Regions from separate parts of the Homo sapiens genome. Here region 2 is linked to region 1. Evidence: read pairs that join two places in POLR2A ChIA-PET (ENCODE). Cell type or tissue: B cell. All regions are shown on one strand. Links, peaks and the distances in the headings refer to the core of each region. The heading gives the core; the rest is flanking DNA.

Evidence for each region. ChIA-PET counts read pairs that join two places held together with the same protein. Peaks named below come from ENCODE experiments on the same cell type or tissue, not always from the same donor. Only the 100,000 strongest peaks of a DNase experiment are listed, where the experiment ranks them.
Region 2: POLR2A ChIA-PET joins it to region 1 with 10 read pairs; 2 of 35 experiments call an interaction of 5 or more read pairs at or near these places.

What each region holds. Positions count from the first base shown.
Region 1 is chrX:129,949,503-129,955,907 of GRCh38, reverse strand. No RefSeq gene overlaps it. Among named protein-coding and RNA genes, the nearest start is that of BCORL1, 30 kb to the left of the region's middle. RefSeq lists an enhancer at 2,330-3,060. In B cell, for the core only: no CTCF peak of the experiment used is centred there; a DNase peak (open chromatin) is centred at 3,067; H3K4me3 peaks cover 1,246 bases; H3K27ac peaks cover 491 bases.
Region 2 is chrX:130,237,459-130,243,863 of GRCh38, reverse strand. It overlaps ZNF280C (zinc finger protein 280C), which reads left to right. Exons shown (of 19, transcript NM_017666.5): 4 at 1-64; 5 at 165-301; 6 at 4,171-4,282. Among named protein-coding and RNA genes, the nearest start is that of ZNF280C, 28 kb to the left of the region's middle. In B cell, for the core only: no CTCF peak of the experiment used is centred there; no DNase peak of the experiment used is centred there.

The DNA of each region.
Region 1 (6,405 bases), core at 705-5,704:
CTTCCTTCCTTCTTTCCTTCCTTCCTCCTCTCTTTCTTTCTTTCTTTTCCTTTTTTTCTTTCTTGTCTTTCCTTTCTTGTCTTTTTCTTTCTTTCTTTCCACAGGGTCTCTTGCTCTGTTGCTCAGGCTACAGTGCATTGGAGCGATCATGGCTTACTGCAGCCTTGACCTCCTGGGCTCAAGCGATCCCTCCACCTCAACCTCATAAGTAGCTGGGACCATAGGTGCGCGCCACCATGTCCAGCTAATTCTCAAAAACATGTTTTTTGTAGAGACAAGTTCTCTCTGTTGCCCAGGCTGGTCTCAAGCTCCTAGGCTCAAGTGATCCTCATGCCTCAGGTCTCCCAAAGTGCTGGGATTACAGGTGTGAGCCACCATGCCCGTTCATCCCTTTTTCAAGTCAAGTGCTGCCTTATCTACCCATCCACCTACACACCTGGCTTAGAAGCACCCCATTCAGGGCGAGGTCTTTCTATTGCCACCCATCCTTGGTGCTGGGCTTTGCACTTAAGAGGGGCTTTCAAAAATAGACACAAAGGGTGAGGGGCCATCTTTGGCTCGCCTGGCCAGGGACAGGATCAAGCTGCCCAGTTACAAATCTGTTATGTATATTCTGTGCCCTGGTGCCCTTCTTCCAAATCAAAATATAGCAGGCAGTGCAAACATTTATGCAAATGAGCCAGGAGCCCTCCTGCTTTCAAAAATAAATGATGGAGCCCGTATCAGTAGTTGCAGTGTGTCTTGGCAGTGTTTAGAAGGGGCCCTGTCCACCCCTTGCTAGTTCTCTTGGGAAGCCCAGCACAGTGAGAAGCAGTGTATCTTACCCCCCTCATTTCCCCCTCCCCTCCAATACTACAAACAGCCACAAACCACATGGCCCACAAGCAACTGAGATTTGTGGCCTTTGGAACCTCCCAGGGCAGGGGTCAGTCAGCAGGTCAAAGCGGGTGTAGGCATCACACAGTCCAGAGTCATTACTCTAATGCCCTCTGGGAGAGTTTCAAATCAATGGGCCTATTTGTCCTCCCTCCAGGGAGGACTGGGGGTAGGGCAGCGGGGGTCCATTATCAAGCCCATCCCCACAACACTGCCTCCAAGAAGCTCACCCTTAGCCTGGCATCCTGAAAACCTCACTGCTACCCAGAAGACAGAAACCGGAAGTGGGATGATGTCTGTGGGGATGGGCAGATAGGATGTCTCCTTTGCATTCTAGGTTAGGAATCTAGGAGTCTGGACTTTTATGTGGGAGTCTCTGTGGCATTTACAAAGCCAGCAGGGTGACTTTGGGCGCCTGTTGACCTCTCTACATTTTGGCAAATAGCCAGTTTCCAGCAAGACCATGCCCTGACCCAGTTGTCTCTGTTGCTTCTGGGAGAGTTTTAGAATCACTCTTTGTGGGAAAGAGGTTGGGTAGTATAGTGATTAGAGAGCTGGACTTGGGCATTGGCCAGACCTGGATTCCAAACCCAGCTCTGCCACTAACCAGCTGTGTGACCTCTTCAAGTTACCTTCTCTGAACCATAGTTGCCTTATCTGTTGAACGGGGATAATAATAGTACCTACCATATAAGACTGTTATTGGGATTAGTGTGCTATGTACTTGGCAGTTTGTGAGGGTTCAATAAATAGTAGTTGTGGTGGCCATTCTTACTAGGTTTGGTTGCAGGCAAGTGCTATTCTGCTGGTCCCTGTCAAGCCTGAGGCCCTTCTCGGCTCAAATCCCTCCCTAAGATACTGGAGAGATGGAATTCTTTCTGTCACCCCTCCCCTCCCAGCATTTGGGTCTTTTGTTCTGGGATTGGCCAGGGCTATGCCTAAAGTGCACCAAGTGTGGCTCTGGCCACAGGCATATCCCCTGAGGGGACTTAGCCTTGTTGACTAAAATGGTATTAAGTGGTCAGCGGGTGGCGAGGGGGAGACTCAGGGGAACAGTACCTCCGAAGACTCTAAAATGCATACACATGGTATCTAGGGCCAGGCTAGTGCCATGGCTCTAGACCCTAGCTAAGAGTGCATTTACAGAGGCTGCTTTGAGAATGTTTTGTGAATGTTTTGGCTGATTTACTGGATAACCTTCATCTTCAATGGCCTTGTTTAAATTTTACCACGGTATGGAATGGGAAGGAGCTCACTTTCCATTCCAACTTTTGGTGGCAGGAGTTGGTAGGATGGGAAGGGCAGCTCGCTAAGTGCTGGACAACATGGCCCAAAAACAATCTGGTTCAGCCAGAAGTTCACGAATACATAGGCCAGCTCTGCTTTTGCAGGGCACCTTCATCCCACTTTTGGATTCATCCTTACTGTTGAGTTTGAACTGCTAAAGGGAGAGAGACTGGGTCTCTCCTATCAGACCTGGAGCTCCCTGAGGTTGGAGATCTTGTCAACCCCACTGTACCGGGAACCTTCCGACGGCGGGGGCCGAGTCTCCTCCCTTTGGCTGGCCGTTCTCCAGCCTGGGAACCGAAAAAGCTGCCTCCGCCCCCGGAGCATGTCCCCCACCCATGCCCGGTGCATTCCTTGGTATTCGAAGCACCCGGAGGCTCAGCACCCGCGGCGGAGCGATTGGCGCCAGCGAGGCCCGGAAGGATGCTTCGGGGCCCGAACTCCCCAGACCTCCGGCTGGGCAGGGGAGGGGGAAGCTGCCGGCTGCCCGAGGAGGGAGGGGCCACGTGGTTGTGGGGAGCTGCAGAGGGGTGCCCCCGGGTCCGTCCAGGCCCTTTTGTCTGTCCCCTGCGCCGAAGCCCCCTCCCCAAAGTGGGCTGGCTGCCGGGGAGGAGGGAGGCCCCGGTGGGCGTGGGGGGGTGGTGCGGAGGGGAAGGGGAGAGTAAACGAGCACTATGGGGGCTGGGAGAGGCTGGAGGGGTGGAGGGCCAGAGGCTGCGCCAGAGAGAAGCGGCTGGAACTGCCCGAGAAGGCCAGGAGGAAAAAGCGGAGGAAGGAAACCCATCCTGCCCCCAACAAGCGAGTGTCTCCTGTTACCAACCGAAAGGTGCTGCCTCAGGAAGAGGTGATCGGAGCCGTTGAGAGCAAGCGGTCACGTGAGCCGAAGAGGCAGAGAGAGAGAGAGAGAGAGAGAGAGAGAGAGAGAGAGAGAGAGAGAGAGAGAGAGCGAGCGAGTGAGCGAGCGCGCAGAGAGGCAGCGCGAGAGAAAGCCGACGGACAGACCGACAGACAAAGAGCCCAAGAGGGAGGCCAGCGTGGACCGCGAGAGAAAGGAGAGCGGGAGGGAGGAGGGGAGGGCGGCCCGGCTCTCCTCTTCCCTTTCCTTATTTTCCCCAGTCTCAACTCTCTGGCCTCACACTTGGGGGACCCAGTGACCGAATGGGGGCCAGAGAGCCCGTCCTCCGGCAGAAGGAGCCCTTTATTCTCGCTATCTCACTCTGCCCAGGCAGCTAGTTTTGACGCTTCCCCACTCCTGAAACGACCAGTGGGGCTGTAATTGGGCCTGGTTAATACCCCTTTTTAGCTTGCAAAATACAAGCAATTCCCTGTTATCCACAGGGGGCTTCCCCAGGGCCTCTGGAATCTGGAATCTCCAGGACCCTACAGTCCCCCACTCCAAGCCTTCTGGGAGTTGGGGCCCTGGGTAGGCCCCATTCCACTCTGTCCGTTTCACTGGGCAACAACAAATGAGGCTGGCGGAGGAGTCCACTGTACTAGGTCCAAGAAGCTGCTGAGATGGGCCAAACGGCTGAGCTGCCTTCTGGAAGCTTTTACTCTAGAGGGAGAGGAGGTCACGGACAGACAGAAAAGGCTGACAGTGGAAGGGTCTGTGCCCTGTGCTAGCAAAATGCCAGAGGGAGTATGGAGAAAGGAGAAATGACAGGAACTAGAAGACTTCTTGGAGAAAGTAGGATTTGGGCAGGCCTTGAAGGCTGAGAGCTCTGGAACCCAAGGGCCGTAGGGGCAGGTGGAAGGATTATTCAGGGGAGAAAGACTGGAACAAAGGCTGGCCGCTTCTAACAGGAACCTGAACTGGTTCTTAATTATAAAGGTAAATCTGTTGTTTTAAAACAAACTGGGGGCTGGGTGCAGTGGCTCACGCCTGTAATCCCAACACTTTGGGAGGCCGAGGCGAGTGGATCACCTTAGGTCAGGAGTTCAAGACCAGCCTGGCAAAACTCCGATTCTACTAAAAATACAAAAATTAGCCAGGCGTGGTGACACACACCTGCAGTCCCAGTTAGTCGGGAGGCTGAGGCAGGAGAATTGCTTGAACCTGGGAGGCACAGGCTATAGTGAGCCAAGATCGCCCCAGCACTCCAGCCTGGGTGACAGAGCAAGACTCCATCTAAACAAGCAAACAAACAAAAAACCACCACCACCACCAACAACAACAAAAATTGGGGCCGGGTGCCGTCAGAAGTTTGAGACCAGCTTGGCCAATAGGGTGAAATTTCGTCTCTACTAAAAATAGAAAAATCAGCCGGGCATGGTGGCAGGTGCCTGTAATTCCAGCTACTCAGGAGGCTGAGGCAGGAGAATCGCTTGAACCTGGGAGGTGGAGGTTGCAGTGAGCCAAGATTGCGCCACTGCACTCCAGCCTGGGCGACATAGAGAGACTCTTCCTCAAAAATAAATACATTAATTAACTAAAATAAAACAAATTGGATTGTAAACATTACTATTTTTCTTTAATTGCAGGCCCTACTGCTGGCCCATCGTTGGTGGTGATTACTGGGAATTGGCTATGATTTTCCAAAGTGCTACCAGTCCCATGAAAACTTTCCTCAGCCTGCTTTTTCCATTGAGGAAACACGGGCCAGAAGGAAATGAAGTCAGTATCCTGTCCCCTGTCCCCCTGCCCCACAAGGATAGGAGGTAGCCACCCACTCTAAGTAAGTATGGTCCAGGGGCACTGAGAGGTTTGCCTTGGCATTGCCTTTCTCTCTTGTCACACATGTGGGCTCACAATTGGAATCACAGGTTGGAAAGCCCAGTCAGGGATTCCAACTCCAGATTCCAGGTCCCTATGAGCAGGTCAGGTGTTCTTTGGGCATCTTGATTCTTTCCTATTGGCATCTTAATCATGTGAATCACTTTATCTGTTATTCCTTTTTTTTTTTTTTTTTTTTTGAGACAGGTTCTCTTTGTCACCCAGGCTGGAGTGCAGTGGCACAAACACGGCTCACCGTAGCCTCCACTTCCCAGGCTCAGGTGATCCTCCCACGTCAGCTTCCTAAGTAGCTAGGACTACAGGTGCCCACCACCACACCTGGCTAATTTTTGTATTTTTTTGTAGAGATGGGGTTTGTTATGTTGCCCAGGCTGGTCTCGAACTCCTGGGCTCAAGCTATCCACCCGCCTCGGCCTCCCAAAGTGCTAGGATTATAGGCATCGTGAGCCACTTGCACCTGGTCATGTTATTCTTTTTAGTTTGCAAAATTCAGTCAACTCCCTGTTCGCCACAGGGGGCTTCCCAAGGGCCCTGGGAATCCAGCATCATCTCCCTGAGCTTAGACCACTGTCCACTCTGGCTACCACTGGGCTGCACTAGGAATTGGGGCCTGACAAACACAGGGGTATTTCAGTGGGGAGAAGGACATGGCTACAAGCCCACTGGGTGGCAGCCCAGAACGTGGGGTCCCAAAGGCTAGGGATATCACTTGAGAAATTGCTGGCTGGGAGCCCAGGGCAAGGGGACCAAAGTCTTGTAGGAAGGCTGTAGATCTAAGGGCACCCTTCTCAACGTTGTAGTGAAAAACTGTTCCCTCACCAAACACCTTGTGTATACAAGCCAGTAGCGTCATCACGATCAACCTTTTTGTGACTGTTACTCATTTATTCCTTCATTCAGTCCTTTATTCTATAAACATCTATTCAACATCACTGTGTGCCCCTCTGTGCTCAGGACTGGGGACAGAGTGCCTCCCCACCAGGGGCTCTGGGCTTTACTGAGAAAGAGATCACAAATTCTAAGGAGCAAGAGAGAATGCTTCCTTTTATTCTTAATCCAAGGATTAATTAGATGAGGAAAGGGACTGTTGGGAAAAGGCAAAAAGCAGATGCTCATTATCAAAAGTTTAGAAGACAGAGAGAAGAAAACAAATATTTATTTTATTGAGACAAGGTCTCACTCTGTTGCCAAGGCTGGAGTGCAGTGGTGCGATCTCAGCTCACTGCAACCTCCGCCTCCTGGGTTCATTCGATCCTCCCACCTCAGCCTCCTGAGTAGCTGGGACCACAGGTGGCTGCCACCACACCCAGCTGATTTTTGTATTCTTAGTAGAGACGGGGTTTCGCTTTGTTGCCCACGCTGGTCTCAAACTCCTGAGCTCAAGGGACCCGCTGGCCTCAGCCTCCCAAAGTGTTGGGATTACAGGTGTGAGGCACCATGCCCGGCAATAATTTCTTTTTGAGACAGGGTCTTGTTCTATTGCCCAGGCTGGAGTGCAGTGGCACTAT
Region 2 (6,405 bases), core at 934-5,933, 290 kb before region 1:
ATTTTGAACAGAGGCCACTCCAGCTCATCTTCAAAAGGAATAAAGAGTGAGCCACACAGTCCAGGTACAGTATTACTGTAGTATTTCAATTTTAAAGTTAAATATTTTGATATAATTGGTTGTATAGAAATATATTCAATATGTTGTATAATTTTAAAATACAGGTATTCCTGAAATATTCAGGACTGCAAGTCAACGCTGCAGAGACCCACCATCAAATCCAGTGGCTGCCTCGCCTAGATTTCATCTTGTATCTAAATCTTCACAAAGCTCTGTTACTGTTGAGAATGCGTCTAAACCTGTAAGTGTTTATAAAATTACACAATTAATTCAGGGACACATTGGCTATTATAATACTGAGTTAAAATTGTGATCTGTCAGCCGGGCACAGTGGCTCACGCCTGTAATCTTTGGTACTTTGGGAGGCCAAGGCAGGCAGATCGCTTGAGCCCAGGAGTTCGAGACCAGCCTGGCCAACATGGCAAGACCACATCTCTACAAAAATACAAAAAATTAGCTGGGCATAGTGGTGCACCACCTGTAGTCCCAGCTACTCGGGAGGCTGAGATGGGAGGATTGCTTGAGCCCTGGAGGTCAAGGCTGCAGTGAGCCAAGATCATACCACTGCATTCCAGCCTGGGTGAGAGGGTGAGATCCTGATTCAAGAAAAAAACAAAAGCCAACACAAACAAACCCAAAAAATTGTGAACTGTCATAGCTAGTTACCATTTCAGTAGAAAAATAATCCCCATCTTTATGATATAACTCAACCAAAACCCAAAATAATAACTGCAGGAATTGTCCAACATATTAATAAATCAGCTAATATGCTTAAATACAGTATTGAAAACTATACTATCTAAATATGAGTGAAAAAGTATGATCAGGTTGGGCATAGTGGCTTACACCTGTAATCCTAGCACTTTGGGAGGCTGAAGGAGGTGGACTGCTTGAGCTCAGTAGTTCGAGACCAGCCTGAGCAACATGGTGAAACCCTGTCTCTATTTAATAAAAAAAATAAAGGCTGGGCGCAATGGCTCATGCCTGTAATCCCAGCACTTTGGGAGGCCGAGGTGGGTGGATCACCTGAGGTCAGGAGTTCAAGACCAGTCTGGCAAACGTGGTGAAACCCCGTCTCTACTAAAAATAAAAAAAAATTAGCCAGGCGTGTTGGCGCATGCCTGTAGTCCCAGCTGTTTGGGAGTCTGAGGCAGGAGAATTGCTTAAACCTGGGAGGCAGAGGTTGCAGTGAGCCGAGATCGCACAACTGCACTCCAACCCAGGCAACAGAGTGAGACTCCATCTCAAAAAGACAACAACAAAATAAAAAACTAAAATGTATTGCAACATGAATAATGCATAATGGCCACATTTTTAAGTTAATAAACTAAAACAAGTGTTCTTAAATTGGAAAGAGTGTTCTGAAGTCATTATTGCTTATTCTGAAATCATACTTTCATAGTTTAGCTTTAAAAACTTTTAATAAAAGTAATAGATAATGATAATACTTAACATTTACTGGCCTGTTAATATGTACAAGTCTTTGTGCTAATCTTATTTAATTCTTATGGCATCTTTATGAGGTAGGCACAATTTTTATTTTTTTATTTTATTTTTTTTTGAGACGGTGTCTTGCTCTGTCTCCCAGGTGGGAGTGCAGTCATGTGATCTCAGCTCTCTGCAACCTCTGCCTCCCAAGTTCAAGAGATTCTCCTACCTCAGCCTCCCGAGTAGCTGGTATTACAGGCACGCACCACCACACCCAGTTAATTTTTGTATTTTTAGTAGAGACAGGGTTTCACCATGGTGGCCAGGCTAGTCTCGAACTCCTGACCTCAGGTGATCTGCCACCCGCCCCCCCCCGGCTTCCCAAAGTGTGGAATTACAGACGTGAGCCACCACGCCCAGCTGAGATGGGCACTATTATTATTCCCATTTTATAGTTGAGGAAACTCAGGCTCAGAGAGGATAAATGATTCACTCAAGGACACACAGCTGGTAAATGATGGATCTGGTATTTCAATCCAGGTTAACCCAGAATTTTAAACATGTGTATACACACATCCATTTATACATTTAAGCATATACTTTATTTATTTAGAGACAGGGTCTTGCTCTGTCACCCACTCTGGAATGTAGTAGCATGATCATAGCTCACTGCAGCCTCCAACTCCTGGGCTCAAGCGATCCTTCCACTTAGCCTCCTAAGTAGCTGGGACTACAGGCATGCACCACCATGCCCAGCTAATTTGGCTTTTAATTTTTTTTAGAGATGGGGCTCTCACTGTGTTGCCCAGGCTGGTCTTGAACTCCTGGCCTCAAGCTATCCTCCATCTCAGCCTCCCAAAATGTTGGGATTACAGGCGTGAGCCACTGCACTCAGCCCCATTAAGTATGTACTTTTTAAATGGAAGCATTGCCTTAGAGCAGTGGTGTACCCTTACGGTTCCCTAAGTCTCTTTCAGGGATCTGTGGGATTAAAACTATTGTCGTAGACATTTGTGCTCTTCACTGTGTTGACATTGTAAAACTCTCCAAGTGACTGTAATGTGCAGCCAGAGTTGAGAATGACAGACAGATATTCTCGAATGAATTGAGAATCCTACATAAGGAAATTTTATTTAAAAATTTAAATCTATTTCATTATCTGTATCTCAGTTCTTTCAGGCAGGGAAGGAGAGTATTATTATTATCTCTTTTAAAGTGAGTATTATTATTATCTCTTTTAAAGATATAGCTTAAGGACACAGGCTTTGTAATCAGGCGGACCTTAGTTCTGATTCCAGCTCCTTCATCTGTAACAGGCTGGGTTGTACTGGGAACCTTAACTACGAGAAATTTTAGTTTACCTATTTATAAAATGTGAGATAATATTAGGTCTTTATTCATACTGTTATGACAACTATTAATAAAATACATGTACTGTGAAAGAGGCAAGTACATTTTAAATACATAATTATTAGTGGCTCTTATTTCAGTTGGAAAGGTAAATAACTTGAAGCTCAGAAGTGGCTTGCCCAAGGTAACATAGTTAAATAAATGGACAGGTCTTCTGAATCTCAGCCTCTTGCCTAGTCTGCCTTACTGTTACATTTGTTATCTTTCTGAAATATTTTATGAGACATAAGAAATTCCCAATTGGAGAATTATTTAACAGGTTGTTTGTTGAATAATGTGTCTGCTTTCCGAAATTGTGGTACTTAATTTATCAGAGATGTCACCTCAGAAAAGGTTGAAAGTGTTACCTTTATTCAGAGGAACTTCTGTTAACTATTTTTGGAAATTGCAAACGGATATTTTCCACTTTTAAACTTTTAAATAAAAAATATTTAGAGAAAATATTTACTTTGTGGTAAGATTGCACTTGGTTACAATTAAGTCATAGTCTAAAACCTAATCATCTCTCAAAGTGTAAGCACAAAACAAGCAAGCAAAATCTTTATATCCTCATTATAAAAGTATTGTGTAAGGAGGGATAGGTTAGAAAAGAGACAGGGAAGAATATATACTGTATTTTGATTTTCGTTTTCTGTAGATGGTTAGGGTGACATTAGAGTATATCAGTCAGGGGACCATATTAATATATATTTGATATCTATTCCTCATTTTTCACTGAACATTGTACTGGGAACATTGTTCTTTGTCATTGGGTATTTCCCAAAAACATGATGTTATGTGATAGTATCATTTAATTTATTTAGTCATTTCTTTATTGTTATACATACAGGTTTTCAATTTTTGCTATTATAAATCATTCTTCATTAAACATTTTCATTTCTTTAGCATAGATTCTTAGAAATTGAGTAATTGGAATAATTGGACCAAAGAATATGAACTTTTTTTAAAAAGCCCTTGATATAGATACTGCTAAAATTTCCTTGCAGAAAAGTTGTTCCAAAATATAACCTCTACTTTGCCTGTAATATTATTTTTAAATTTTAACATTTTATTTCAAACTAATTTTAGATTTACAGAAAAATTACAAAAATAATGCAGAGTTCCCATATACTCCTCACCCAGTAGATGCTAATTTTGGCAGAGACTAATAATTACCTTTGTGTTTTATACCATATTAGTAATTGAGTTATTAAGATTCTTTATAGTATTGACATACAGCTAAATTTATCTCTATAAAAGTTTATGAAACAAAATAATTATAAATTTTTACAGGATTTTACAAAGAATTCACAAGTTGGATCGGATAATTCTTCAATTTTACTGTTTGACTCGACCCAGGAATCACTACCACCATCCCAAGACATACCAGCAATTTTTAGAGAAGGTTTGGTTTAGCACTCTTTCATAAAAATTATAAAAAGAGACTTGTCGAATATACATATGGAATTGAATTTCTGTTTTGAAGCCCATACCTTCATGTTAAGTTTTTCATATATTATAACATGGAATAGAGCTAATCATTCCTGAATGCCTTTCTTGGGTGATATAGAAAATTGTATTTAGTGATAGAATGTTTTATTTATTTCTATTAAGTTGGCTAGCACATATTCTTTGCACTCTTTTTCACTTGGAACCAGCCATGGACTGAACAATCTTAATATAATTTCTGTGAGTCAAGGAAGTCCCCTGATGCCTTAAATACTCTGCGAAAACAAGTAGTAATTATTTGGAAGACACTTAATATGAGAAAACGTGCATGGTTATAGTTGATTTCTCAATATGCTAATGTCTTTCTATTCAAATAAATGATGTGGATATGATAGTTAAATATGATTATAGAGTAGTATTGTAAAATGAACGAACTAAAGAAACAGTGATTTCCACATGGTAAGTACTCAGTAAATATACTTTGAAGTAATAATGGAAATTTTCCAATTGAAGTGTTACAGTTCTTTGATGTCCACCATAACAAAGTTCTTCATTAACCTAAAATAGTATGCCAATAAAGGAATTTTGTCTCATTGAAAAATTCCCTATAATCAAAGCAATTACTATTCTCTATATTACCTAGTTTGATATGTTTCACTAAATGGAAAGAGGAACACAATTTTTTTGCATATGTAATTATTTACTCATAAATTAGTATATAACCTTTACCAAACCAAAACAAAAAAATTATAGTCATATGAATGCCAAAAATATTTTCCCATTTTTATATTACTTGGTTTGATATTCACCTATCTAGGTGTCACTTATCTAGATAGTAAAATAGCCAAGAACCGAAACAAACAGGGAGATAAAACAGTTGTTTTAACTCGGGTTTTGCAAAGCACATGATCTTTATTCATGGAAAAAGTCTGAATTCTTGAAGCTTCCAAAGGGTAAAGACAGTGACTCCTACTCTCTCTCTAAGATTAATACAGCAGAGAGTGGGACTTTGTCCTGAATAGTAAATAGGATTATAGTTGATTGGGAAGGTACAGGTTTAAGCCTTTATTCTAAAGATTTTTGTGGCTTTTATCAAGTCATCTAACCTCTTTATACCTCAGTTTTCTCACATTATTAAAATACTTTCATTTTTCTCACATAAAGCATTTATTCTCCAGACCTGAAATGAGCCAGCCATTTGGATATTCAATTTTAATTCTTGCTCTCTTTATCTCAGGGCTTCTTTGAGGCCCAAATAAAATAAGTGGAAAGTGAAAAATGCATTATCAATTTTAAAGGATTTGACAATAAACAGTTGTTAGAATGATAATCATGCATGATAATATGTGCTATATGTTCAGAAGCATGATTAATGGACTCCTGTCTAAGATGATCATGGAGAGTTCTTAGAGAAAGTTGGATTTGAACTTGATTTTGAAGAATGAGGATAGGATTTTTATTAGCACAGATAAGAAGAGTTGAGGTAGGGAACACCGCAAGCCAAACACAACACAAATAAGTAAGCTAAAGGGTCAGAATTTAAAACTATTGAGCTCAGGTTGATTTTATTTAACTTAGATTCATCATGCTTAAAATAAGCATATATTAAAACAGTCTATTATCCAGCTGGTTATATAATCAGTTGCCTAGTCCAAAGTACTAGCACTCATTGGTTGTTAAAGTAACCTAAGCATCTCAGAAAAAATGTTAGTGATTACACAAAAATTAGTCTTAGGTGCCTTCAATATAGCTGGCAGTAATTATGTGCTTTGAGGATGGAAAAAATCATTTCTGTTTAAGGAAAAAATCATTTTTATCTCAAAGAATGAAACACAGATTTAACAGAGGAACCCATTAATGTAATACTTACTTTCCTGGCATATATCTACTCTACTGCTTCTCCTATTAATGTACAGTTGTGAGCTTTTAAAACACGACATGCAGTTTTAGAACCCTTATCACAAAGTACAATCGTATATTATTTTCAAAAATCACTTTTGCTGGGTCTGGTTATAGCCTAAATAGCCCCACATGTCTTGGGAATGCCCTGAATTATATAATCCTTTGGTCTTTAAGGTG